2 separate regions of the Homo sapiens genome follow, and region 1 is linked to region 2. Evidence: chromatin loops called from intact Hi-C (ENCODE). Cell type or tissue: psoas muscle. All regions are shown on one strand. Links, peaks and the distances in the headings refer to the core of each region. The heading gives the core; the rest is flanking DNA.

Evidence for each region. Hi-C counts contacts between places; a loop is a spot of excess contacts. Peaks named below come from ENCODE experiments on the same cell type or tissue, not always from the same donor. Only the 100,000 strongest peaks of a DNase experiment are listed, where the experiment ranks them.
Region 1: it touches region 2 in a loop (2.3-fold over the local background); 33 of 110 quality-filtered maps call a loop at or near these places.

The regions. Positions count from the first base shown.
Region 1 is chr21:42,932,809-42,948,423 of GRCh38, reverse strand. It overlaps LOC124905023 (a long non-coding RNA gene), which reads left to right. Exons shown (of 2, transcript XR_007067882.1): 2 at 1-3,635. LOC124905022 (a long non-coding RNA gene) reads right to left here. Exons shown (of 2, transcript XR_007067881.1): 2 at 11,459-14,346. Among named protein-coding and RNA genes, the nearest start is that of MIR5692B, 10 kb to the left of the region's middle. RefSeq lists enhancers at 9,680-10,338, 10,339-10,996, 10,997-11,655. In psoas muscle, for the core only: no CTCF peak of the experiment used is centred there; a DNase peak (open chromatin) is centred at 8,103; H3K27ac peaks cover 971 bases.
Region 2 is chr21:42,977,718-42,991,848 of GRCh38, reverse strand. All of the region lies in intron 1 of PKNOX1 (PBX/knotted 1 homeobox 1), which reads right to left. Among named protein-coding and RNA genes, the nearest start is that of PKNOX1, 10 kb to the right of the region's middle. RefSeq lists a silencer at 2,839-3,005 and enhancers at 9,119-9,658, 9,659-10,200, 10,201-10,741. In psoas muscle, for the core only: no CTCF peak of the experiment used is centred there; no DNase peak of the experiment used is centred there; H3K27ac peaks cover 940 bases.

The DNA of each region.
Region 1 (15,615 bases), core at 3,448-11,447, 45 kb after region 2:
GCAACTGCTTCGCTAACAAAAAAAAAAAAAAAAGGGGAAAAAGAATAACTTTTAGAGGAAACCTCATTGTGAGCACATCTCACCAGTTCAGAAGTATCCTAAGGGAAAAAAAAAAAAAAAGGAAAAAAAAGGGGGCGGGTGGAATTTATATAAAAAGAGTATTATATGGTAAATTCTTGTCCTGAAATAAATTAACTGGTTGTTTAAAGAAAGAAATATTTGTAATAAGTCAGAAAGTTGAGGCATGTGGAAGAATTGTCTGCAAAAGTCAAGAAAGAGAAAAATGTTATAAAAAAGAATTTATGCAAAAAATGTTGTATAATTTAAAAGTAACTAGGCCTCCTGAATGTAAAACTATTGAAAAAAAAAAAAAACAACAGTTTATGTGCAAGGTGTATAAGAAAAGTAAAATATATCTTTGGTAAAAGGATTATAAGGAGGCATAAGAATGTACATTTTTACCTACATTAAAAAGTTAAAAATTTATTGTTTTGAAGGTTTAAGCAAATTTTAAAACATTAATTGTAAAGGAAATTCTGTGTATAAACATATTTGCTAAAGTTAAAGAAGTATCATCCAGTTTTTCTGTGAACTAGACATTAAAGTAAAAGCATAACAGGTTTTTCTTAAAGCACCAACCTGCTCTTTAGCAAAAATTATGAAAGGTTAAAAAGAGTCTATAAAATCGTAACTTACGGTCAAACATTAAAAATTAGATAAATATGTCTACAGGCTTTTATTAAAATTAGGTTTAACATTAATAACACACTAATATAAACATAACATTTAGCTTATCTGGTATAAAAATCATACAAGAAGCATTGTTAAATGTAAAATGGTATTTGGCTTTCTTTGGTTTAAAAACTAATAAAAATAGGTGCTAAAGGAAATTTCTCAGTAAAAAGACACTAAGGACTATAAAGTCCACTGCCAAGGTCCCCACATTTAAAACAAAAGGTCAGTTTCTTAAAAATTATATACTTGGTTTATCTTCCACTTTCCTTTCTCTCAAAAACTAAAAGTCTTTTAGCACATGTACCACCGCTAGAATTTCCAGTAAATCAGCACCAGCCTGAAGATCACGTTCTCATCAAAGGGTGGAAAGAAGAAAAACTTGAGCCCGCCTGGGAAGGACCCTACCTTGTCCTGCTAACCACCAAGACTGCTGTTTTTACAGAAAAAAAAAAAGATGGACTCATCACACCCAAGTCAAGAAAGCGCCACCCCCTCCAGAGGTGGGGGCCATAGTCCCAGGGGAAAACCCTACCAAACTAAAGCTAAGAAAAATGTAACTCTTTTCATCTACTCTATTACTCTTTCTTCTTTCCTCATTCTATTGTTGACCATATAGTTATTAACATAATCAAATCAATTTCACCTCAAACTATTGCATTTAATTCTTGCCTTGTTATACCCTGTGGGGACTTGCCAATTCCAAGACAGCTTTCTACTTCAGAAAAGTATCTCTGCCCCTCCTGACTCTCCTCAGACTGGGCATTAGTAAACGAGGACCATTTAATCCGGGGAGATTTCAATAAACACCCCAGTGCCAACTAGGAGTCTTGCCCCCTGACGTAGAGCTTTCATGCCATAGTTGGTCCAACGTCCTGTGGACCACTAAAGAGCAAGGACGGACTGACCCAACCGGTTTTTATAATTTCCTAAAACCATACATTCATTTTACTAGAGGATCATAGAAGTTAAAGACTTAAAACAAACTTTATCAATTAAGACAGGATACCAAGATGCAAATGCCTAGTTAAAATGGATCAAATATTCCATTTGACATTAAATAAAACCAATTGTTATGCTTGTGCACATGGCAGGCCAGAGGCCCAGATTGTCCCCTTTCCACTAAGGTGGTCCTCCAGTTGACCAGGTGTGGGCTGCATGGTAGCTCTTTTCCAGGATTCTACGGCCTGGAGTAATAAGTCGTGCCAAGCTCTCTCTGCTATATCCCAAAGTCCAGCACCCTGTGGGTCAGCCCCTGAGGGCCATCCAACCTCCGTCTCCCAACACTAAGTTCACTTCGTGTCTCTCATGACAGGGAGGAAACTTCGTGTTCCTTGGAGACCTGAAAGGATGCAGTGAAGCATAAGAATTTTCAAGAGCTTATCAATGAGGCAGCCCTTGTTCATCCCTGAGCGGATGTGTGGTGGTATTGTGGTGGACCTTTACTGGGCACTCTGCCGAATAACTGGAGTGGCACTTGTACTTTAGTCCGGTTGGCTATCCCTTTCACCCTGGCATTTCATCAATAAGACATCATAAAGCGAGAGAAGCTCCTTAGGGGTCTTTCAACTCTCATGTCTATTTAGACGCAATTGGAGTCCCACGAGGAATACCAGATCAATTTAAAGCTTGAAATCAAATAGCTGCAGGATTTGAGTCAATATTTTGGTAGGTGACAGTTAATAAAAATGTAGATTGGATAAACTACATCTATTACAACCAACAGCAACGAGCTTTTCATGAGTTAAAAGAAAACTCACGTCAGCTCCAGCCCTGAGGCTACCTGACCTGACAAAACTCAACATTCTATGTGTCAGAAAGAGAAAAAATGGCAGTTGGAGTTTTAACCCAGACTGTGGGGCCCTGGTCAAGGCTAGTGGTCTATTTCTCAAAACAACTAGACAGGGTTTCCAAAGGCTGGCCCCACGTCTAAGGGCCCTGGCAGCAACAGCCCTGTTAGCACAAGAAGCAGATAAACTAACCCTTAAGCAAAATCTGAATATAAAGACCCCCCATGCTGTGGTAACCTTAATAAATACCAAAGGATATCATTGGTTAACAAATGATAGATTAACCAAGTACCAAATCATGCTATTTGAAAATCCCCACATAACCATTGAAGTTTGCAACACCCTAAACCCCACCACATTTCTCCCGGTATCAGAGAGCCCAGTTGAACATAACTGTGTAAAGGTGTTGGACTCAGTTTATTCTAGCAGGCCTAACCTCTGAGACCATCCTTGAACATCAGTAGACTGTGAGCAGTACGTGGAGGGGAGCAGCTTTGCCAACCCCTGCAAAGTGACTCTGAAGAAGACGACAAGCCCTACTCCAGTCACACCTGGAAGCTGACTGGTCCACACACAGCCGAAGCATGAGAAAACCCATTGCGGGACTCATTTTTCTTAAAATTTGGACTTTTACAGTAAGGACTTCAAATGACCTTCCTCAGACTAAGGACAGTTCCCATTGTATACATCAAGTCACTGAGGTAGGACAAAAGGTTGCTATGGTCCTATTATTTTATGGTTATTATAAGTGTACTGGAACTCTAAAAAGAACTTGTTCGTGTAATGTTATTCTATACAAAGTATGTAGCCCAGGAAGTGACCAACCTGATGTGTGTTATGACCCATCTGAGCCTCCCATGACCATAGTTTTTAAAATAAGATTAAGGACTGAGGACTGGTGTGGACTCATAAATGATACGAGTGAAGTGTTAGCCAAAACAGAAGAAAAAGGGGTGCCCAAACAATTCATCTTAAAATTTGATGCCTGTGCTGTCATTAATAGTAGTAAGTTAGGAATAAGTTGTGGTTCTCTTCATTAGAAAAGGCTATATGGCAGAAAATAAATACATCTGTCATAAATTAGCACTGTGTGGAAATAAATGTAAACACTGGTCTTGTGTCATTTTGGCCACTTGGACAAAAAGAAAATGAAAAAGATCCAGTCCACCTTCAGAAAGGAAAAAATGGCCCTTCCTGTACTAAGGGACAATGTAACCCCTTAGAGCTAGTAATAACCAAGCCCCTTGACCCTCGCTAGAAAAACAGAGGAGCGCGTGACCTTAGGAATTGATTGGGCCAGACTGGATCCTCAACTAAATATCTTGGTTCAAGGAGAAGTTTACAAACGCTTTCCTGAGCCAGTGTTTCAAACTTCCTATGATGAACTAAATGTGCCAGTACCAGAAATTTCAGGAAAAACAAGAAATTTGTTTTTGAAATTAGTTGAGCATATAGCCCAGTCTCTCAATGTCACTTCATGCTATGTATGTGGAGAAGCTGTAATAAGAGATCAATGGCCATGGGAAGCCCGAGAATTAGTACCTACAGACCCAGTTCCTGATGAATTCCTGGCTCAAAAGAATCACCCTGATAATTTCTGGTCCTAAAAGCCTCAATTATTAGACAATATTGCATAGCTAGAGAAGGAAGAGAATTCACTCACCCCAGAGGACGACTTAGTTGTCGGAGACAGAAACTGTATAATGATACCACAAAAACAGTCACTTGGTGGACTCCAGTGAACTCCAGTTCAAATCACACAGAGAGAAATCCATTTAGTAAATTCCCAAAGTTGCAAACTGTGTGGACCCACCCGGAGTCCCACCAGGACTGGACAGCCCCCACTGGATTATACTGGATATGTAGGCACAGAGCTTACGCCAAATTACCTGACCAGTAGGCAGGTAGTTGTGTTATTGGTACTATTAAACCATCTTTCTTCCTACTGCCCAAAAAAACAGGCGAACTCCTGGGCTTCCCTGTCTATTCTTCCCACGAAAAGAGAATCGTAGCCATAAGAAATTGAAAAAATGATAAATGGCCCCCTGAGAGAATCATACAACATTATAGTCCTGCTACTTAGGCACAAGACGGCTCGTGGGGATACCGGACCCCCATTTACATGATCAACCGAATCATACAGTTACAAGCTGTCTTAAAAATAAACATTAATAAAACCAGCAGAGCCTTGACTATTGTGGCCTGGCAAGAAGCTCAGATGAGAAATGCTATATGTCAAAATAGATTAGCTCTCAACTACTTGCTAGCAGCTGAAGGAAAGGTCTGTAGGAAATTTAACCTTACTAATTGCTGCGTACACATAGATAATGAAGGGCAAGCAGTTGAAGACATAGTTAGAGATACGACAAAACTGGCACATGTGCCCATGCAAGTGTGGAATGGATTTGATCCTGGGGCCATGTTTAGAAAATGGTTCCCAGCACTTGGCTGGGTGCAGTGGCTCAGGCCTGTAATCCCAGCACTTTGGGAGGCCGAGGCAGGTGGATCACGAGGTCAGGAGATCGAGACCATCCTGGCTAACATGGTGAAAGCCCGTCTTTACTAAAAGTACAAAAAATTAGCCGGCCATGGTGGTGGGCGCCTGTGGTCCCAGCTACTCAGGAGGCTGATGTGGGCAGATCATTTGAGCCCAGGAGGCAGAGGTTGCAGTGAGCCGTGATCTTGACACTGCACTGCAGCCTGGGCAAAAGAATGAGACCTAGTCTCAAAAAAAAGAAAAAAAAATCACCTTCATTTGGGACATCATGGCAAGCACTGGAGAGAAGCCAGGTGGTTCCCCATGTCCTGACCTGGCTTGAACATCACCTGCACACTTAGGTTATCATGTGCCTGGCAAACATTGACCAAGGAATGCCCAGCCTGCTGCCTGGGTACCAGGGACAGTGCCTACATCCTTCTGCTGCCCTAAGCAGGGTTCTGAGTGTGGTCCATCCCTCTTTTCCCCGAGTCACTGGGCAACTGCCAAATGCCGGGCCTTCCCTGAGCCCTGTGCACCAGAGAGCAGAGCCCTGGAGAGATCCCCACACTGTGTCCCACCCCTCCCCTGTGACTTCAGTAAGACTCGCAGTGTGCACTTGCTCATGACTCCCCAGAACTCTAGGATGGCACCAGTGTTGGTTTTTTCTTTCTTTTTGTTAGAAATAAATTTTTGGTGCCACAAAGAAATAGCACTCAAACATAAATTTAATTTTCTCAGCAAGGCAATGTTACTTCTATAGGAGGGTGCACCTCGAGGGTGGAGCAATGGTGAGAGCAAATCTGAAAAGGGAAGGGAAGGGGTTCTTATCCCTGATGCATGCAGCCCCTACTGCTGTGTCATTCCCATATTAGCTAGGGTTGGACCGCACCGTCTAAGCTAATTCCAGTTGGCTGTTTTAAAGAGAGCAGGGGTACGAGCTGGAGTGGCGGGGTGAGTAGTTTGGCGGGAAGGATGGTTACAAAACAGGTGACTCAGAATGACTCAGGTCAGAGCAGGTGATAGAGGCTAGGAGGGGACTGTTCACTGAAACTAGGGGCTAGGAGACGAAGGGAAAGAGGAAATTAAATTTTAAAATGAAGAACAAAGAACAGGGGAGCTGAACATACTGATGCACTGGTTCTTTGGAGAGGATCTCAGAACTCATTGTACTAAACAATTTACAGGCTAAAACCTTTGAAGAAGAATTTATTATATCCTACATTTTGTTTTTGTTTTTGAGACAGGGTCTCGCCCCGTTGCCCAGGCTGGAGTGCAATGGTGCAATCATAGCTCACTGCAACCTCCGCTTCCTGGGCTGGGTCAATCTTCCCACCTCAGCCTCCAGAGTAGCTGGAATTACAGGCATGCACCACCATGCCTGGTTAACTTTTAAATTTTTGTAGAGATGAGATCTCGCCATGTTGTGCAGGCTGGTCTCAAATTCCTGGGCTCAACGGATCCTCCTGCCTCCACCTTCCAAAGTGCTAAGATTATAGGCTTGAGCCACCGTGCCCATCCGGCACCAGTGTTTACCTGTGACAAAGCCACACCCAGACCCTCTACCTTCCCGCTCTTTGTCTCATGAATGAGTAATGAAACCATCCAGGCACAGAGACAAACCTCCTATTTGGTGGACCCGCTGAGATGCCCTGATTGCAAAACAACCATACCTGGAAATTGTCCTACCTATAACTTTTTGTGTGTGTGTGAGACAGTTTCACTCTTGTTGCCCAGGCTGAAGTGCAATAGTGCGATCTCGGCCCACCACAACCTCCGCCTCCCGGGATCAAGCAATTCTCCTGCTTCAGTCTCCCGAGTAGCTGGGACTACTGGCATGCACCGCCACACCCGGCTAATTTTGTACTTTTTAGTAGAGACAGGGTTTCTCCATGTTGGTCAGGCTGGTCTCGAACTCCTGACCTCAGGTGATCCGCCTGCCTTGGGCTCCCAAAGTGCTGGGATTATAGGCATGAGCCACCGCGCCCGGCCCTAGCCGGCTTCTTTACTGCAACCTGTTTTATCAGCAAGGTCTTTATGACCAGTGTCTTGTGCGAACTTCCTATCTCATCTTGTGACTTAGAATGCCTTAACCATCTGGGAATGCAGCCCCGGGAGGTCTCAGCCTCACTTTACCCAGCCCCTATTCAAGATTGAGTTGCTGTGGTTCACACGCCCCTGACACTCAAACACGTGCATTCAGACACTCACACGAGCAGGTGAGCGGCTTTGTGACACGCTGGCTGGAGAATTCCCTCTCCAAATCACAGTTCTGTTCTCAACCTTTTGTGCATAGGCCACTCTGATTTGCTCCCTGACTGCCAACCCCCGCCAAGAAAAACAGACTTTGGGCTGGGTGCGGTGGCTCACACATGTAATCTCAGCACTTTGGGAGGCCAAGGCAGGTGGATCACCTCAGGTTAGGAGTTTGAGACCAGCCTGGCCAACATGGTGAAGCCCCATCTCTACTAAAAATACAAATATTAGCTGGTTGTGGTGGCGGGCACCTGTAGTCCCAGCTACTGGGGAGGCTGAGGCAGGAGAATCCCTTGAACCTGGGAGGTGGAAGCTGCAGTGAGCCAGCATCATACCATTGCACTCCAGCTTCGGTGACACAGTGAGACTGCATGTCAAAAAACAAAAACAGGGTCGGGTGTGGTGGCTCACACCTGTAATTCCAGCACTTTGGGAGGCCGAGGCTGGCAATCACCTGAAGTCGGGAGTTTGAGACCAGCCTGACCAACATGGAGAAACCCCATCTCTGCTAAAAATACAAAATTAGCCAGGTGTGGTGGCGCGTGCCTGTAATCCCAGCTACTCGGGAGGCTGAGGCAGGAGAAGTGCTTGAAGCTGGGAGGCGGAGGTTGTGGTGAGCCAAGATAGTGCCACTGCACTCCAGCCTGGGCGACAGAGTGAAACTCCATCTCAAACAAAAACAAAAACAAGACTTTGTAAATAGAAAGATGTAAAGAAAGATAAGAATTTTGAGGCTGATACATTTCACATGCCCGGGGCTCTGTATTCTTTCTTCCTGGGCTCCTTCCCCATCCCCTGGATCGTCTTGTCATCATCGCCCCTGCTCACAGTGAACGATTTCCTCACTGGGAATTTCACAAGAACTGTAGACGCTGCCAGAATTCTTTGGCACAAAACTCCTCTGAGTCAGAGCCTAACGCTGTTAGCAAGGGAAGAACAGCTGCAAGGGCCACACATCTGTGAGTCTTTTGAGAATTTTATGATGAATAAAAACTATCCGTTACACAGACTCATACATTATATATTAACCTAACATGTCTTCAATTGCACTGCTAACCGTCTCTTTTCATACTTTTTTCTAACGACACCCCAATCCCAACAATAAATTAAAAAATCTGAAACTTTGACTATCTAGTAGCACTGCATGCCGTTTCCTAGTCGTATTCCTATTCCGCCTTTGGAGTAGCCATTCCCTTATTCCTTTACTTTCTTAATAAACTTGGTTTCGCTTTACAGACTGGCCCTGAATTCTTTTTGGCACGAGATCTAAGAACCCTCTTTTGGGGTCTGGATCTGGACCCCTTTCCTGTAACATAAGGGTCCCTTCACTGCGCTTGTGACATCCCAGGATCACCCTGGCCTCTAGGCAGTGTAGCTCCAGCTGGGCTGAGTGGAAGAGCCACCCAACGTGTTCAGTTTTACAAGAAGAATCATAAATAGAGCATTCACCAAAGGGGCAGAAGAGAAGCGGAAACCCTCAGGGTGCTGAGATTGTGGAAAGAGAATGATGCACTTAAATAACTGAAAGGTTGAAAAAAGTATGAAGAGCATCAAAAGATGCTGGAAAATACACCTTAAAAATACTGTGACCGGGGGCGGTGGCTCACGCCTGCAATCCCAGCACTTTGGGAGGCCGAGGTGGGTGGATCACCTGAGGTCGGGAGTTCAAGACCAGCCTGGCCAACATGGAGAAATCCCATCTCTACTAAAAATACAAAAAAATCAGCCAAGCTTGATGGCGCATGCTTGTAATCCCAGCTACTCGGGAGGCTGAAGCAGGAGAATCGCTTGAACCCGGGAGGCAGAGGTTGCAGTGAGCTGAGATCGCACCATTGCACTCCAGCCTCGGCAATAAGAGCAAAATTCCGTCTCAAAAAAAAAAAAAAAAAAAAAAAAAACAAGAAACAAAAAACCAAAGAAAACTTCAAGCCCCATGAGCTGGCTTAGGCTGACTCCCGCAAGTAGATGCCTTAGTTTGCAACCCGTCTGGTGACACAATTAGGATTTTTAAAGTGCTCAGTGGCACAAGGAAAAGGGAGGAAGGGTGGAAACTCAAAGCCATGAGAAAGACAACAGCCTGGGCTGGCGCGGTGGCTCACGCCTGAAATCTCAGCACTTTGGGAAGCTGAGGTAGGAAGATCACTTGAGGTCAAGAGTTTGTGACCAGTCTGGCCAAGATGGTGAAACCCTATCTCTAGCAAAAAATACAAAAATGAGCTGGGCGTGGTGGTGCACGCCTGTGGTCCCATCTACTTGGGAGGCTGAGGTGGGAGAATCGCTTGAACCCGGGAGGTGGAGGTTGCAGTGAGCCATGGTCACGCCACTGCACTCCAGCCTGGGGGACAGAGTGAGACCCTGTCTCAAAAAAATGAAAGACAAGTGCCTGCTTTTAAGTACAACTCAGGCCAAGGAAGGGCTCCTCCATGCAGAGGATCCTCACTGACAGCAGCAGGTAAACATTGCACCTGTGTCCTGCAGAGGCCCTCGGAGTCCCCCCTCCCTTTCCTCAGATAGGAAGGTTCAGATTCCCAGGGCTTAGGTCAGTTTGCAGAAATGTCTTTTCCCCCCTTTCTTTTTTTCCATAAACTCCATAGTTTAAAGCTTCTTTCCTGGAAAATAGCTGTCGGTGCCATGAAACTTTGCCTGTTGCACTAGAACGTCCTTTCTAGAATTTCTCCCTTACTCCGGCAGCAGCGACTTTCCATATGTCCTGGAGAAGAGAGTGTTTTACCTTGGCTTCCTCTCATTGGCTCAGGGCCGAGGATGATATATTTTAAGCCGTACATTTAAAAATAAAAGTCTTGGCAAGGGTTCTGATGAACTAAAACCATCAAGACATACTCGTTAGCTTAGGCTCCCATCCGCTTGGATTTCATAAGATTTCAAAGCCAATGCTGGAAAGAGAAAAAGAAGGCCGGGCATGGTGGCTCGTGGCTGTAATCCCAGCGCTTTGGGAGGCAGAGGCAGGAAGATCACTTGAGCCCAGCAGTTGGAGACCAGCCTGGGCAATATAGCTAGACTCTGTCTCAACAACAACAAAATTAGTCGGGCGTGGTGGCACGTGCCTGTAGTCCCAGTTACTCGGGAGGCTAAGGCACGGGAACCTTGAAAATTTGAGGCAGGCCTCAGTTAATTTAGAAAGTTTATTTTGCGAAGGTTGAGTACGCACCCGCGACACAGCTTCAGGAGGTCCTGACAACACGTGCCCAGGGTGGTCGGGGCACAGTTTGGTTTTATACATTTTAGGGAGACGTGAGACATCAATCAATATAGGTAAGAAGTACATTGGTTCGGTCTGGAAGGCAGGACAACCTGAAGCAAAGGCAGGAAGACAGGAAGCGGGGAGGGGGCTTGCAGGTCACAGGTAGGAGACAGACAAATGGTTGCATTCTTTTGAGTTTCTGATTAGTCTTTTCAAAGGAGGCCATCAGACATGCATTTACCTCAGTGAGCAGAGGGGTGACTTTGAATAGAATGGGAGGCAGGTTGGCCCTAAGCAGTTTCCAGCTTCACTTTTCCCTTTAGCTTAGTGATTTGGGGTGGGGGCAGGGGCAAGATTTGTTTTCCTTTCACAGGCAGGAGAATCACTGGAGCTCAGGAGTTTGAGATTGTAGTGAGCTGTTTTAGCAGGATGAGCTGTGGACAAAACCCCTCAGACACCAAGATAGTGAAGGGAGTGGCTGTAATCAGCTGGGAGCATGGGCAGGCTAGCGTCTTAAAATCCGAGCTCCTCAGTGCTCAACTTCTGTCCCTTTTAAGGGCTCACAACTCTAAGGGGGTCCGTGTGAGAGGGTCGTGATCGATTGAGCAAGCCAGGGGGTATGTGACGGGGGCTGCGAGCACCGGTGGTCAGAGTGAAAAAGAACAGAACGGGAGGTTTCACAATGTCCTTCCACACAATGTCTGGAATCTATAGATAACATCAGTTCCTAGGTCAGGGGTCGAATTTTAACTACCAGGCTTAGGTCAGGCAGGCCCAGGCCTGGTTTCGGGTCTGCTTCCTAGGCGCCGGGCTACCTGCCTTTAGTTTCACTTCTCTTTTTCTGAGTATAGAACAATATAAAACAATATGAGAGGGTCTCTCTCTTACCTCATTCCCCTGCTTTGAGACTCTCACTTTTTATTAGTGGGAGTTCTCACTCTTATCTTTGCCACTTATGTCTTCTTGTTGTTGTACCTGAGCGAGTTAGAGAAAACGCCACACTTTGAGACGAATTAAGAGTCCGTTTATTTAGCCTGCGGCCAAGAGATGGCTAATGCTCAAAGTTCTCTTGGCCCCGAAGAAGGGGCTAGATTTTCTTTTATACTTTGGTTTAGAAAGGGGAGGGGGGGTCTAGTTAAAACAATTTTACAGAAGTAAAGTAGGCAAAAAAGTTAAAAGGATAAATGGTTACAGGAAAGTAAACAGTTCCAGGTGCAGGGGCTTTAAGACTATTACAAGATGATAGTCTTGGCTTTGGGCGTTATCAATCAGACGAATTCCTGGGAACTGCGGATATAGCTCGCCACAGTATCTTATCAGTTAACTGCATTCTTGGATGTGCTGGGAGTCAGCTTGCACAAGTTAAGTCCTTGAGGAAGGGGCTGCCAGGGAAAGAGCCAAGATGGAGTCTGTCTGGCTCTCTCAGCTAAGGGAGAGTCCATTCAGGTGGAAATGAGGCTAGGTGAGTAAAGGAAAGGGAGAGTCTAAGAACAGGGTTAGTAAGAACAAGGTTGGGCATTACATTGTACAATAGATTGCTAGTGATTCATATAGTACACTTGTGCTGATGCATTTTGGTGAACTAAGGTAGCGATGAAGCTTTTTATCATTTGAAGAGGTACAGGTAGCAAATAAGGGAGCAGTAAGCAGGTTTCTGTTACTATTATAACTCCTATTATAAGAGTTTTAAATCCTTCTAGTGCTGGGAACCACCTGGCTCCAGGGCCGAATCCGTGTTACACTTGCAAGGGCACATGTGCCAGTTTTGTCATATTTCTAACTATGTCTTTAACTACTTGTCTTTAATTATCTATGTGTACACAGTAATTAGTAAGGTTAAATTTCTTGTAGACCTCTCTTTCGCCTGCTAGCAAGTAGTCGATCTATTGATCGATGGCAAGTAGCTGCTAGCCAGTGTATTTTGATAGATAGCAGTTCTTCTCCGAGTTTCTTGCTGGGCCAGAACAGTCAAGGCTTGACCGGTTTTATTAGTGATGATTTCTAAAACAGCTTGCAACTGTATGATTTCGTTGAGCATGTAAATGGGGGTCCGGTATCCCCATGACCTGTGTTATGTCTAAGTGGCAGGCCTATAGTATCGTATAATTTTTTTTTTTTTTTTTTTTGAGACGGAGTCTCGCTCTGTCACCCAGGCTGGAGTGCAGTGGTGTGATCTCGGCTCACTGCAAGCTCCGCCTCCCGGGTTCACGCCATTCTCCTGCCTCAGCCTCCTGAGTAGCTGGGACTACAGGCGCCCACAATCATGAGTATTGTATAATTTTTTTAGGAGGCCATTCATCATCTTTTTAATTATCTATGGCTATGTTTCACTTTTTGCAGGAGGCATAGACAGGGAAGCCCAGGAGTTCACCTGTTCTTATGGGCAGTAGGAAGAAAGATGGTTTAATAGTGCCAATAACACAACTACCTGTCCACTGGTCAGGCAGCTTAGCATGGGCTGGATGTCTACATATCTAGTATAGCCCAGTGGGGGCCTCCAGCCCCAGTGGGATTCTGGGGGGGCCCAAACAGTCAGCAACTTTGGAAATTTACTGAATGGATTTTTATCTGTATGGCTTGAACTCCACATGTAACTGTTTTTGTGGTACCATTATACAGTTTTTGTCCAAGGCAACTAAGTCATCCTACAGAATGAGTGAATTCTTTCCTTTTTTAAACTATGCAATATTTTCTAATAATTGAGACTTTTAGAACCTAGAAATGATCAAGGTGATTTCTTTTGGGCCGGGAATTCATCAGGAACTGGGTCTGTAGGCACTAATTCTCAGGCTTCTTATGGCCATTGATCTCCTATTACAGTTTCTCCACAAACATAACATGAAGTGACATTTAGAGACTGGGCTACATGCTTGGCTAATTGCAAAAATGATTTCTGGTTTTTCCTGGAGTCTCTGGTACTGGCACATTTAGTTCATCATAGAAAGTCTGAAATACTGGTTCTAGAGAGAGTTTATGAACCTCCTCTTTTACTACGATATTTACTCTAGGATCTAGTCCTTTTCTATCCATGCCCAGAGATATGTGTTCTCTTTTTTTCTACCTTGGGTTTAAGGGATTTGTAATTACTAATTTTAAGGGGTTGCAGCTTCCACTCATACAGGCGGGGCTGCCTTCTCCTTTTTGGAGCTAAACAGGATTTTTTCATCCTTTTTCCAAGTAGTCCAGATGACACAAGACCAGTAATTACACACAGTTGCACATGAGCTTAATTCATGGCAGATATACTTATTTCCTGCCGTGTAACTTTTTTTTTTCAATTTAAAGAACCACATCTTATCCTATGCCGATTGCTATTGATAGTGGCACAAGCATTAAGTTTTAGGGTTATATGCTTGGGGACCCATCTTTCTTCTGTCTTAGCTGTTACTTTACTTGCGTCGCCTAGAAAATGACCAGTCCTTAATTTTATTCTAAAAACTGTGATCATGGGAGGCTTAAAATGGGTCATAACAGGCATCAGGTTGGTTATTTCCTGAGCTACATACCTTGGATAGAATAGCATTATACAAACAAGTTTCTTTTAGAGTCCCGGTACACTTATAATAACCATAAAATAACAGGACTGTAGCAATCTTTTGTCCTACCTTAGTGACTTGATGTATATACTGGGAACAGTCCTCAGTCTAAGGAAGGTCAGTTGAAGTCCTTACTGTACAAGTCCAAATTTTAAGGAAAATGAGTCCCGCGATGAGTTGTCTCATGCTTCGGCCGTGTGTGGACCAGTCAGCTTCCGGGTGTGACTGGAGCAGGGCTTGTCGTCTTCTTCAGAGTTACTTTGCAGGAGTTGGCGAAGCTGCTCCCATCCACGTACAGCTCCCAGTCTACTGATGTTTAAGGATGGTCTCGGAGGTTGGGCCCCCTAGAATAAACTGAGTCCAACACTTCTACACAGTTATGTTTAACTGGGCTCTCTGATACCAGGAGCAAGGTGGCGGGGCTTAGGGTGTTGCAAACTTCGATGCTTATGCGGGGATTTTCACAGAGCAAGCTTTGGTATCTAGTTAGTCTAGCATTCATTAGCTAATGATGTCCTTTGGTATTTATTAAAGTCACCACAGTATGGGGGGACTTTAGGTTTTGCCTAAGAGTTAGCTTATCTGCTTCTTGTGCTAACAGGGCCATTGCTGCCAGGGCCCTTAGACTTGGGGGCCAGCCTTTGGAAACCCCATCTAGTTGTTTTGAGAGATAGGCCACTGGCCTTGGCAGGGGCCCTACAGTCTGGGTTAAAACTGCAACTGCCTTTTTTTTTTTTTTTTTTACTTTTTTTTCTGTTAGCAAAGCAGCTGCCGCTACAGATTGAATGCATCTGGGCCATCCACGGGTTACTGGGTTAAGGATTTTTGATAGGAAGGCCTCAATGCTTTCGGGATACGCCCTTGTTTACACTGACAACAAAGTGGTATTAGAGTGTTTCCGGCTTATGGAGAATACCTTTAATTATCAATTATAGGTTTTAAATTTACCTTGGCTTTTAAAGAAATAGGGTATACTGTTTTTTTTCTTAACTACTTGTATATTTCTCTCTTTCTCTTTTTCTTCTCTCTTTGACTTTCTGTCTCTCTTAACTACTGTTGGGGGGAAGGGGTCTAAAACCAGCTGTGACTAAGTGTCTATGTACAGAAACTGGTCTGGGTGCCCTGGCTTACAAGTTACTTTGTGCCGTACCTTTGAAACAAGGGCCGTGTCCAAGCTTCTTTCTGATGGCCAACCTACCTCTAATGCTGGCCGGTCTATTTCACACAAAGTTCTAAGATTTCCTGGTGTCATAGTAACACCGTAATCTCCCTCAAATCCTTTCTTGAAAATTTTCAATATAGTTCCTAGTAGGGTGGGCTTATTTGTTTCTCACCCATGCTTCTTCAAGACAAAACACCACGCTCACACCACACGCACACCACAAAACAAAGAACAGGTAAAAAGGGCACACACACACTTTTGCAGTTTACACCAAACCAAAATCAAAACCAAAATCAGAGTATCCAGAAATCCAAGCCAGGTCAAAACCAAAACCAAAGTATCAAGCAATCTAAGTCAAGTCAAAAACAAAAACCAAAGTGCTGGTACAGGCACACTGTGGGTGATCAGGCCACCCTTCCACTCAAATGGAGTGGGCAAGTTCCCAAGACCAGTCCTGTCAA
Region 2 (14,131 bases), core at 1,907-9,906:
AACAATTCACATACTAAAAACTGCCCAGGGTTTCTTTTTAGTTATTTTGTCTTTAGGATTTACCCTGCTAGGATGTACAATACAATTTGTTTTTTTGGTTTGTTTTTTTTTTTTTGAGACGGAGTCTCGCTCTGTCGCCCATGCTGGAGTGCAGTGGCACGATCTTGGCTCACCGCAAGCTCCGCCTCCGCCTCTGGGGTTCACGCCATTCTCCTGCCGCAGCCTCCCGAGTAGCTGGGACTACAGGTGCCCGCCACCATGCCCAGCTAAATTTTTTTGAATTTTTAGTAGAGACGGGATTTCACTGTGTTAGCCAGGATGGTCTCAATCTCCTGACCTCATGATCCTACTGCCTCGATCTCCCAAAGTGCTGGGACTACAGGCGTGAGCCACCACGCCTGGCCAATACAATTTGTTTTGAAGTCACTTGAAATAACTCCTCTCTGTATAGTTAAGCCACCAACTCAATTTGTGGTTTGGTTATTTTTATTCGTTTTGCTTTCAGGGTTTTTTTTTTTTCTTTTTTTGTAGAGATGGGGTCTGGCTGTTTCCAAGGCTGGTATCGAACTCTTGGCTTCAAGCGATCCTCCCACCTTGGCCTCACGAAATGCTGGGGTTACAGCTGTGAGTCACAGTGCTCGGCTGCTTTCAATTTTTAGAGACTACTTCCCCCCAACTTTTGACTTCATTTTATTTTAAAACTATATTAAAACATCCATATAGTTTTGACAAGGTTCAGGACATGCTACCCCAAAATGTGGCACCTGGGCACACTGAATATTTGAAGCTGAAAGAATTTGAGAAGCAGCTTGTGCAGGAACATCTCTCTGACCTTCCCCAACCCTTCTCTCCTGAGGCAGGTCACGAAACCTAGGAAGGACTTTCTGACCCTCACCCAAAGCAGGTGGTAAGACCCTCATGTGAGAAGTGCCCTCCGTATCTACGGGGGGAGGAAACATGCTGACCTCCAAAGAAGGATACAGAGAGAAATCTGAACAGACCTTGCTAAGTTTCCCCCAGTTCATTGCGTTTAGCTCACACTCCTCCTATCATAGTTCTCCATAGCTTTTCATTGCTCATCAAACCTAACACAAAACCACTCAGGTTTAACCATTTCCTTGGGTCATTTCCTTATAAAGGCTCCCATGTCATGTAAAACTTATATTACATAAATTTGTGTGCCTTTCTCTTTTGTAAATCTGTCTTCTGTTCCAGGAGCCCCAGCCAATGAACGTAAGATGGGTAGAAGGAAAACATCTTTCCTCCCCTAGAGTTCCATGATCAGTACTATAGCAGATATGGCCAGAAATCCAACTTATAACACTGCCCCTTCCCTACTCCACAGGGAACCCCATTTTTACTAGTCTGGGGGTTAGCACCTTTATCATAAGCCAGTCTTCATCTGCCTTCCTTAGATAAAAGGCTATACTCTACAAACAGTTCTGAGCCTCACTTTTTTCACTTGCTAAGGATGCATCCTAGCAGTGTGCTCCACTATGCAGACTGACCAGACCCCAGCTGTGAACATGGATGTTTCCAGGAAGCCACAGTGGATCGTTACTTATTATTTATTTATTTATTTATTCATTTATGACGGAGTCTTGCTCTGTCACCCGGGCTGGAGTGCAGTGGTGTGATCTCGGCTCACTGCAACCACCACCTGATTTCAAGCAATTCTCCTGCCTCAGCCACCCGAGTAGCTGGGATTACAGGCACACTGTGTCCGCTTATTATTATTATTTTTTTTTTTTTGAGACAGGGTCTGGCTCTGTTGCCCAGGCTGGAGTGCAATGGCACCATCTGGCTCACTGCAGCCTCGACCTCCCTCACTCAAGCAACCCTCCCACCTCAGCCCCGGAGTAGCTGGAACCACAGGCATGCACCACCACACCCGGTTTACTTTTGTATTTTTTGTAGAGACAGGGTTTTGCCATGTTGCCCAGGCTAGCCTCAAACTCCTGAGCTCAAGCAATCTGCCCTCCTTGGCCTTCTAAAGTGATGGGATTACAGGTGTGAGCCACCATGCCTGCCCATGATTATTAACTATGCCTGTAAATGATATGTTAATATCCCTCTATCTAATGCTTCCGCCTTGAGTTCAGCTTGTCTAACATTTTAAATCTGCTTTTTGGCTGGGGGCGGTGGCTCACGACTGTAATCCTAGCATTTTGGGAGGCTGAGGCAGGCAGATTACTTGAGGTCAGGAGTTCAAGACCAGCCTGGCCAACGTGGTGAAACCCCATCTCTACTAAAAATGCAAAAATTAGCCAGGCGTGGTAGCAGGCGCCTGTAATCCCAGCTACTCGGGAGGCTGAGACTTGAGAGAATCACTTGAACCCTGGAGGTGGAGGTCGCAGTGAAATCGAGATCACATCACTGCACTCCAGCCAGGGTGACAGAGTGAGACTGACTCAAAAAAAATAAAAAATTGAAACAGAAACATACATTTAAGTAATCAAGTAAAATACATCTCTAAGCAATGTTATCCTGACCAGTCAAAAGATCCATGAGAAAACTATCACAAAAGCTGAAAAAAATGGAAAAAAACTGAAAAAAACAGGTTGGGGATAGGCCGGGCCCAGTGGCTTACATCTGTAAGCCCAGCACTTTGGAAGCCCGAGGCGGGAATATTGCTTGAGTCCAGGAGTTCAAAACCAGCAACATAGTGAGACCCTTTATCAAAAAAAAAAAAGTTGGAAATTATTCAGTCCCTTTTTACGTTTATTTTACAGAAGAAATGAGGAAAGAGACATCAAACAGAAAAAGGAAGGGATGAGGGAGATTCTACAAAGAAAGAAGTCCTGAGAAGCCAAAGACCAGTGAGGGGGTCCTCATCCAGCCCGCAGGGTCCCCAGCCTGAGAAGTCAAAGACCAGTGAGGGGGTCCTCATCCAGCCCGCAGGGTCCCCAGCCTGAGAAGCCAAAGACCAGTGAGGGGTCCTCATCCAGCCCGCAGGGTCCCCAGCCTGAGAAGCCAAAGACCAGTGAGGGGGTCCTCATCCAGCCCGCAGGGTCCCCAGCCTGTAGACCCTAACCAGTATCCCAGGGACCAGGCTCCCTCTCATCAACCCACTCCGTTCCTGGGCCAGCCCTGACCAAGGAGCCTGCCCTGCTGTCCCAGTGGCCTGGGGGATCAGCACAACTGCTCTCGGTGAAGCATGGGAGCCACCGGAAAGAATCTGACCCTCCACAGTGACTCTCAGCAAAGCGTGTCCCAGCGCTCAATGGGAACTAGTCACTGAAGCAGAGTTCTAGACTTCAGCTGTTAGAACTACTCACATATATTCCTTTACAATTCTAATGGTGATTTAAGAGCTATTTCTTTAGGCTCAACTTTTACATAGACAATACTGTATACCAATCACAGCAAGGCATGAGTCAGCTGAAGGAGAGTAGCTCACCAAATCCCCATGTGTTTTTCATATCTCCCAACAGTTCTGCTATTTGATTCCATTTAGATCCAGACCAACTTTGATTTGGTCCAAGTAAGAACTGAGGGCTGGCCGGGCACAGTGGCTCACGCCTGTAATCCCAGCAGTTTGGGAGGCCGAGGTGGGCGGATCATGAGGTCAGGAGTTTGAGACCAGCCTGGCCAACATAGTGAAACCCCATCTCTACTAAAAATACAAAAATTAGCTGGGTGTGGTGGCACGCGCCTATTTCAGCTACTCAAGAGGCTGAGGAGGGAGAATCACTTGAACCCGGGAGGCAGAGGTTGCAGTGAGCTGAGAGTAGGCCATTGCACTCCAGCCTGGGTGACAGAGTGAGACTCCGTCTCAAAAACAAAAACAAAAACAAAAAGAACTGAAGGTGTGGGAGGTGTGACCAGCAAACATTTTCTGTAAAGGGCCAGAAGGTAAATATTTCAGGTTTGTGGGTCACATACTGTCTGTATTACGTATGCTTTCTTTACAGGTCTTTAAAAATGTAGAGGCCGGGTGCGGTGGCTCACGCCTGTAATCCCAGCACTTTGGGAGGCCGAGACGGGTGGATCACGAGGTCAGGAGATCGAGACCATCCTGGCTAACATGGTGAAACCCTGTCTCTACTAAAAATACAAAAAATTAGCCAGGTGTGGTGGTGGGCACCTGTAGTCCCAGCTACTCTGTAGGCTGAGGCAGGAGAATGGCGTGAACCCAGGAGGCAGAGCTTGCAGTGAGCCGAGATCGCGCCACTGCACTCCAGCCCGGGTGAAAGAGCGAAGACTCCATCTCAAAAAAAAAAAAAAAAAGTAGAAACCATTCTCAGCCCTAGGGCCATACAAAAAAAAGGTCAGTGGGATCTGGCCCATAGGCCTGTGGTTTGCCAATCCCTGACCAAAATTATAGCTGTTCAAAGACAAGTGATACTTTTTAAAAAATCTTACTAGACTTTCTTTTCCTCTTTCTAGTACCCAGAGGAGTCAGAAAATCTGAGTATACATATATATATATATATATATATATTTTTTTTTTTTTTTTTTTTTTTGAGAGGGAGTTTAGCTCTTGTTGCCCAGGCTGGAGTGTAATGGCACGATCTCAGCTCACTGCAACCTCCGCCTCCCAGGTTCAAGCGATTCTCCTGCCTCAGCCTCCCGAGTAGCTGGGATTACAGGCATGCGCCACCACGCCCAGCTAGTTTTGTATTTTTAGTAGAGACAAGAGTTTCTCCATGTTGGTCAGGCTGGTCTTGAACTCCTGGCCTCAGGTGATCTGCCCACTTTGGCCTCCCAAAGTGCTGGGATTGCAGGTGTGAGCCACCGCACCTGGCCTGAGTATACTTCTTTAAATCCACCTAAAATGTGCTCTCTGACTCAGTTTAGTGACACTATCCTGTGTACTGTAATGTAATATACTAGACGCTGCCTTGCTGGAGGAGTCCACACAGCCCCATCCCCCTCACCAGGTGCCGCGCCTAGCAGAGGACCAACTCCCAGAGTGCCACCTCCTAGCTGCTACCCAGAGCAGTGTTGACTAATGAGCAGCCACAATTCCACTGGAAATTCTAGGGTAATTCCAGTTCTAGCAAACAGTAACACTGAGGCATTTATAAAGCCAGAAAACGACTGAAGACAACACAACAGTCAGATCCAGAGACTGCATCTCTAGGTATTGTGTTTTGTTACCAGTCCTCCCAAAATACCTTCTCCAGGACACCTTTTAGGACACTAACTATACATCATGACAGTTAAGTGAGCTTTCATTTTGTGTGTGAGAAGTTTTAGGCACCTGTGGTTCAGAAACCACAAGCCAGTTGTCCATCTCTCTTCCACCCTGGCTTCCACAGCTCCTATTCCAAAGAGATGTTCAGTCAATAAATGACTCATTCTGAGGAAAACATTTGTCAAGAAATCACTTTTTTTTTGTTTTTGAGACCAAGTCTCACTCGGTCACCCAGGCTGGAGTGCAATGGCATGATCTCGGCTCACTGCAATCTTCACCACCCAGGTTCAAGGGATTCTCCTACCTCAGCCTCCCCAGTAGCTGGGATTACAGGCACCTGCCACCATGCCTGGCTAATTTTTCTATTTCTAGTAGAGATGGAGTTTCACCACCTTGGCCAAGACGGTCTTTAACTCCTGACCTCATGATCCACCCGCCTTGGCCTCCCAAAGTGCTGGAATTACAGGCATGAGCCACTGCGCCCAGCCATCACTTTATTTTTCAAACAAGGTTTGGCGAGGTATCATTTGAAGTGTAATATTCAAATAAAATCATAGATCGTAAATCCTGTTAAAATCTGTATCAAAAAGTATTTCTAACCCAAAGGCCCACATATGTCCCCTAAAGACAAAACAAAATTCTAGTATCAAAGGTATTTTACATTTTAATGGTTTTGCAATTTTTTTTTTAATTTTTTTTTTTTTTTCTGAGACAGAGCCTCGCTCTGTTGCCCAGGCTAGACTGCAATGGCACGATTTCAGCTCACTGCAATCTCCACCTCCCAGGTTCAAGCAATTCTCCTGCCTCAGTCTCCTGAGTAGCTGGAATTATAGGCACCCGCCACCATGACCAGCTAATTTTTTTGTATTTTTAGGAGAGACTGGGTTTTGCCATGTTGACCAGGCTGGTCTCAAACTCCTGGTCTCAAGTCATCCACCCGCCTCAGCCTCCCAAAGTGCTAGGATTACAGGTGTGAGCCACCACGCCCGGCCTGCAATTTGTTTTAACAGACTCTGAGCTGGATGGTCTGTTACAGCTGGTAAATTTAAATTCGCATCAAAGTTTTAAGACCCTGGCCGGACGTGGTGGCTCACTCCTGTAATCTCAGCATTGTGGGAGGTCGAGGCAGGCAACTTATTTGAAGTCAGGAGTTCGAGACCAGCCTGGCCAACATGGCAAAACCCCGTCTCTACTAAAAACACAAAAATGAGCCAGGTGTGGTGCCTTGCACCTGTAATCCCAGCTACTCAGGAGGCTGAGGTCAGAGAATCACTTGAACCCAGGAGGTGGAGACTGCAGTGAGCCAAGATCACTCCCCTGCACTCCAACCTGGATGACAGAGTGAGACTCCGTCTCAAAACAAACAAACAAACAAACAAAAACCAAAAAACAAACAAAAAAAGGAACAGAAAGAAAATAAGGGGCCAGGCACAGTGGCTCACGCCTGTAATCCCAGCACTTTGAGAGGCCGAGGAGGGTGGATCACCTGAGGTGAGGAGTTCGAGATCAGCCTGGCCAACGTGGTGAAACCTGTCTCTACTGCAAGTACAAAAATTAGCCGGGCATGGTGGCGCATGCCTGTAGTCCCAGCTACTCGGGAGGCTGAGGCAGGAGAATCGCTCGAACCCGGGAGACAGAGGTTGCAGTGAGCCGAGATCGTGCCATTGCAGTCCAGCCTGGGCAACAGAGCGAGTGAGACTCCATCTCAAAAAAAAAAAAAAAAAAAAAAAAAAAGAAAAGAAAATGAGGAACCCTAACCCTTGGAGGCAAGGACCCCTTTCCCATGGACAGCCTCTCTCAGGCACTGCCTACACTGGGCACACAGCACTGTGGAACTGGCACCTGCACTCCCTCCCTGCACAGCAGCCACCCCTCTCTACTCTCCCTGTCAGCACTAAGCTTGGTGGGTCAGAGGGACTCCAGCTTTCGGATGGCAAAACACAGAAAGTATCAAAACCTAAATACTCAAAAGGCTCCACAACATAGAGCATGGCCGTAAAATAATACAAAAAACTGGAACTGGCCGGGCATGGTGGCTCACGCCTATAATCCCAGCACTTTGGGAGGCCAAGGCAGACAGATCACCTAAGGTCGGGAGTTCGAGACCAGCCTGAACAACATGGAGAGACCCTGTCTCTACTGAAAATACAAAATTAGCCAGGCGGGGTGGCACATGCCTGTAATCCCAGCTACTTGGGAGGCTGAGGCAGGAGAATTGCTTGAACCCAGGAGGTGGAGGTTGTGGTGAGCCAAGATCATGCCATCGCACTCCAGCCTGAGCAACAAGAGCAAAACTCTGTCTCAAAAAAAAAGAAAAAGAAAAAAACTGGACTCACAAAAGTGTATGAGACCTTAAATTTTTAAAACGAGAAATGTGTGGATTATATAAATGTTTTAAAAATCACTAAAATGCCAACTAAAAGCATAACACAATATAGCTTAAAAAATATGTAAAAACGTATGAACATAGCCAGGCACAGGGGCCCATGTCTTTAAGTCCCAGCTCCTTGGGAGGCTGAGGCAGGAGTATTACTGGATTACTTGAGCCCAGGAGTTGGAGACCAGCCTGGACAACATCATGAGACCCTGTCTCTTTAAAACACACACACACACACACACACACACGCACACACACGCACACACGTATGCATGTAAGAAACCCAATTCAAAAAGGGGCAAAGGACTTGAAGAGATATTTCTCCAAAGACATGTAAATGGCCGATGAACATGTGAAAAGATGCTCCACATCACTAATTATTAGGGAAATACAAATCAAAATGACAGTAAGATGCCACCTCAAATCCATTAGGATGGCTGCTATTAAAAAAAGCAACAACACATAAGAAAATAAGTGTTGGGTAAGATACGGAGAAACTGGAACCTCTGTACTGTTGGTAGGAATGTAAACTGATACTCTCTCCTTATTGAGTCCTTGGAAAAATAAAAAATAAATTAAATTAAAAGGAATATAAAACAGTACAGTTGCTGCGAAAAATCGGATGGAGGTTCCCTAAAAAATTAAAAACAGAATTCCAGTATGATCCAGCAATCCCACTTCTAGATCTATATCCAAAAAAATTGAAAGTAGGATCTCGGAGAAGTATTTACACACTCAGGTTCACAGTTTTATTATTCAAAATAGTCAAAAGGTAGAAGGAACTCAAGTGTCTGTTGAGGGATGGATAAACAAAATTCAGTATATCCACACAATGGAGTATTCAGCCTTAAAAAGGAAGGAAATTCTGACACACACTACAACATAGATGAACCTTAAGGACATTATGGTAAATGAGCTAAGCTGGTCACAAAAAGACAAATACTACCTAATTCCACTGGTATGAAGTCCCTATAGTAGCGAAATTCAGAGACAGGAAGTAGAATGGTGGTTGCCAGGGGCTTCAGGGAGGGGAGATGGGGAGGCAGTGTTTAATGGGTATAGAGTTTCAGTTTTACAAGATGAAGGGTTCTGGAGACAGATGGTGGTGATGGCTGTACAAAAGTATGAATGAACTTACCACCACTGAACTGCACACTGAAAATGGTTAAGATGGTAAATTTTGTTACGTGTATTTTACCATAACAAAAAATTGGAAAAAAAAGGCCAGCCACAGTGGTTCATGCCTGTAATCCTGGAACTTTGAAAGGCAACAGTGGGCAGCTCATCTGAGGTCAGGAGTTCGAGACCAGCCTGGCCAACATGGTAAAACTCCATCTCTACTAAAAATACAAAAATTAGCCAGGCGTGGTGGTGGGCACCTGTAATCCCAGCTACTCAGTAGGCTGAGGCAGGAGAATTGCCTGAACCCGGGAGGCAGAGGTTGCAGGGAGCCAAGATTGCACCACTGCACTCCAGCCTGGGCAACAGAGCAAGCCCCTGTTTCGTGGGGGAAAAAAAAGTATGCTCAAATACGTAACTAAATTTAGAAGAACGTAAAGTTTAGCAATTTAATGTTTATTAAACTTTTTTTTTTTTTTTTGAGATGGAGTTTCGCTCTTGTTGCCCAGGCTGGAGTGCAATGGCGCGATCTCAGCTCACCATAACCTCCACCTCCTGGGTTCAAGTGATTCTCCTGCCTCAGCCTCCCAAGTAGCTGGGATTACAGGCATGCACCACCACACCCGGCTAATTTTTTGTATTTTTAGTAGAGACAGGGTTTCTCCATGTTGTTCAGGCTGGACTCGAATTCCCGACCTCAGGTGATCCACCCACCTTGGCCTCCCAAAGTGCTGGGATTACAGGCGTGAACCACTGCACCCGGCCTTATGCTCCTTTTTCTTGTCAAGTTAAATTCCTAACATTTTTAATGCAAAAAAATGTACAAACCTTCATAAAATGTCTGAGAGAACATGTAACAAAACACATGCGCTCACTCAGGCATTATGTTCTGGAAACTGTGATCATAGTACCTACCAATCCACAGCCCCTTTGAGTGACCCAACCCCACTGGCAGGCCCTGCTCAAAGGGGGCCTTCCTTGTGCAGGTGTCAGAAGCTCATTCCTCCCCAAGCACCACTCCCTGGGCCAGGTAGCCCTGCAACACCCAAGGCCAGCCCCCAGCCCGAAGGTCAGCGCCTGGTAGGTGGTGTGAGGGGAAAGAGCACAGGCACTCTCTCTGAGGTGGGTGCTGGAAAAGGGAGAGTACAGGGCAGGTAAGGCTGGGTGAGCCCCCACTGTGAGGGGAGCGTACAGATGGAACAGACAGTGGAGGGCAACCACCTAATTGAAGCGGAAGGCCAAGAGCCCTGGTGCAGAACTGGATCCTGCCAGAGCACAAACCATGGTTCCATCTGCCCAGAGGCCCAGCAACAATACAGTGGTCCCAAGAATCCCATAGACTCCTGTTTTCTTTATCCCTGCATGATCCTGAACCACCTATCTCACCACCCACCCAACTTGAAGTCAGCCTGCTCCCTGCCACCCTGAGAACCCGACTAAAACAGCCAATCATTCCAGCGTCAATCGCAGACGGCAAACAGTACAATTAGCTGGGTGTGATGACACGTGCCTGTAATCCCAGCTACTTTGGGGGCTGTGGCGGGAAGATTACTTGAGCCCAGAAGCTCCCGGCTGCAGTGGGCCGAGATCGTGCCACTGCACTCCAGCCTGGGTGAAAAAGTGAGACCCTATCTCAAAATAAAATAAAATTAAAATTAAATAAAATAAATAATAAAATAAAATAAGCTGCTCTGTCCCCTTCTCAAGTCCCTGAGGCATGGCCTCAGAATCAGAGCTTTAAACAGGAGTTTTATACCACATGCCAGACAACACGTTGACTGAATTACCACACTGCCTTCTATGTGAATCTTCCAGAAACAGTAACTAAACCGGCAGGGGCTAATAATCCAAAACAAGGAGCTACCATCTGCCAAGGGCGGGAACAGGCCAGGCTCCAGACTTTGCACACTGTCACGAGCAGGGCACCGCCAGCACCAGGCCTGCTGGCTCTTTCCACCAAGGACCATGCCTCTCAGCCCTTGAGTGCTTCTCCTAACAGTTTCCAGACTGACCTTCTTCTATGTGATATGTCCACTCTACATGTCCTCCTGAACAGTGTACACAAGACAGAACCATGAGGTATCCACTCAGTGCTGCACACGGATGCAAGATGGTACTTCCCAGGGCCTGCAGCCACTTCCTTCACCCTCACCTCCAAGGACACACACTGTTAGGCTTTGGGTTCCCCTATCTGTGCCGTTTTTATTTCCTTGTCTCTTTTGTCATCAATATAATCATTTGAGGAAGTAAAGAAAGGACACCATATATTCCTACAAATGGATAGGCTGAGAGTAAATCAACTTGGTATTTGTGAACATGAATGATAAAAGGCAAAAACTTCTAGCTGAAATGTAGCACTCCTTCAATTACAAAGGCAGACAATAAGCCCTGGAGTTTTAGCAGGAACAGCAACAGGTATTTTCCAAAGCATTAGAGTGTCACAAAAAATCTCGTCACTACTCCCAAATGAATTACCAGAGCCACAGCTCAATCCGGTTACTAAGCTAATAAATGGGACTATCACCAATTTGGTTCAATACAGTATTTTAATAACTGTATTTCAAAATAATTTGTTCTCTTCTTCATCTATTTATTTCCTTTAAAGTGCTGTTAAGAGGCCCCCAGAGGCCAAGCAAACGTGAAAATTTAAGACGCCCCCTCTCCCACCAGAGTCTATACTTTGCATCACTTTAGCAGTTTCAGGCTGTCCTTCTAAACAGTTTCAGACACTTTTAACAATTTGCAACAAAAGTGTAAGCCGCAAATAGGATGTTACTTCTCATAAGTAGCACCTTTCTATTTCTGCTATTTACAAGTAGTATTTTTTTTTCTCTTTTTTCGGACATGGAGTCTTGCTCTGTCGCCCAGCCTGAAGTGCACTGGAGCGATCTCAGCTCACTGCAACCTCCACCTCCTGGTTCAAGTGATTCTCCTGCCTCAGCCTCCCGAGTAGCTGGGGATACAGGCTCCTGCCACCACACCCAGCTAATTTTGCATTTTTAGTAGAGACAGGGGTTGCCCCATCTTGGCCAGGCTGGTCTCAAACTCCTGACCTCAGGCAATCCACCCACCTCGGCCTCCCAAAGCGCTAGGATTACAGGTGTGAGCCACCGCACCTGGCCTCACAAGTAGTACTTTTCTAAAGTTACTGCCAGAGAAACGTTAACTACATATAGAGTACAGGAATCCCAACAAAATGCATTGTACTCAGTATCATTACCACAGAACCTGCTGGCACTTAGATCATAAGCGCAGAAGGTTAATCTTTGAAACAAGTCATACTTCACTGACCATGTTTCATCAATTCTAAGGCACACTTTTAAATGTCTGAAGTGAAAAGCATCCTTCACTGATGGGGTAAGAAAGCAGCGTGCCAGAAGGCACTGGGAGCATCTGTAGTGGTATAACACACTGCTGCATTTTAGATTCAACAGACTATAAGCACCTCATTTTTCTTTTTTCTTTTTTTCTGAGATGGAGTCTCGCTGTGTCACCCAGGCTGGAGTGCAGTGGCGCGATCTCGGCTCACTGCAAGCTCCGCCCCCTGGGTTCACGCCATTCTCCTGCCTTAGCCTCCCAAGTGGCTGAGAATACAGGTGCCCGCCACTACGCCCAGCTAATTCTTTGTATATTTAGTAGAGACGGGGTTTCACAGTGTTAGCCAGGATGGTCTCGATCTCCTGACCTCGTGATCCACCCGCCTCGGCCTCCCAAAGTGCTGGGATTACAGGCGTCAGCCACTGCGCCTGGCTATAAGCACCTCATTTTACCTTTTATTGTGTTTTGCTTTATTGCACTCAGCAGGTACTATGTTTTTCACAAGTTGAAGATCTGTGGCAACCCTGTATGAAGAAAGCAAGCCTATTGGTGCCAATTTTCCAAAAACAGGAGCTCACTTTGTGTCTGTGTTACATTTTGGTAATTCTTCACTATTTCAAACTTTGTCATTATTATGTCTGTTACGGGGATCTGTGATCAGTGATCTTTGATGTTCAGGTCAGGAACAGTGATTCATATGGGTAATCCCAACACTTCGGAAGGACGAGGCAGGAAGGCGGCTTGAAAGGATTCACCATTCTGGAAAGGAACTTAAGAGACAGCCGAGGCAACATAATGAGACCTCACTTCTACAAAACTTTTTCAAAATTAGCTGGGCATGCTGGCACATCCCTGTAGTCCCAGTTACTCAGGGGGCTGAGGTGGGAGAACCACTTTAGCCCAAGAGGTCAAGAGTGCAGTGAGCTATGATCTCACCACTGCATCCCAACCTGAGCAACAGAATGAGACCCTGTCTCTCAAAAACATAGCCAAGGCCAGGAACAGTGGATCATGCCTGAGGCTGAGGCAGGAGGACCACTTGAGGCCAGGAGTTTGAGACCTGCCTGGATAACATAGGGAGACTTCATCTCTTTAAAAAAAAACAAAAAAGGGCTGGGTGCGGTGGCTCATGCCTGTAATCCCAGTACTCTGGGAGGCCAAGGTGGGTGGATTATTTGAGGTCAGGAGTTCAAGACCAGCCTGGCCAATACGGCGAAACCCTGTCTCTACTAAAAATACAAAAATTAGCCGGGCGTGGTGGCTCACGTCTGTAGTCCCAACTACTTGGTAGGCTGAGGCAAGAGAATCACTTGAACCCGGGAGGCAGAGGTTGCAGTGAGCCAAGATCGCGCCACTGCACTCTAGCCTGGGCGACAGAGCGACTCCATCTCAAAAAAAAAAAAAAAAAGAAAAGAAAAGAAAAAAACAAGTTAGCCAAGTTGTAAATGCAAAGCAGAAGTTTCTTTCCAATTTTTGAAATTAAAAAAATACATACACAAATTTTTGAAATTTTAAATCACCTCTCAGAACAAAGGAAAACTTAAAGGCAATTAAAAAGTGCTACTCCAGTGAACACATGAATAAGAAAATGGCCAGGTCCGTTGGCTCACACCTGTAATCCCAACACTTTGGGAGGCCAAGGCGGGCGGATCACTTGAGGTCAGGAGTTCGAGACCAGCCTGGTCAACATGGTGAAACCTTACCTCTACTAATAATACAAAAATTAGCTGGACACATGCTGCACACCTGTTATCCCAGCTACTCGGGAGGTTGAGGCAAGAGAATTGCTTGCACCCAGGAGGCAGAGGTTGCAGTGAGCCATGATCATACCACTGCACTCCAACCTGGGCAATAGTCTCAAAAAAAGAGGGAGGGAGGGAAAGAAAGTGAAACAGCCTTATTGGTGATATGTGGAAAGTATGAGTGGTCTGATTAGATCAAACCAGCCACAACATTCCCTTAAACTGAAGCCTAATCGAGAACCAGGCCCAAGTTTTCTTCAATTCTATGAAGGCTGAGAGAGGTGAGGAAGATGCAGAAGAAAAGTTGGAGCCAGGCACGGCAGCTCACCCCTGTAATCCCAGCACTTTGAGAGGCTGAGGCAGGTGGATCACCTGAGGTCAGAAGTCCCAGCCTAGCTAACATTTAGTAGAGCCCGTCTCTACTAAAAATACAAA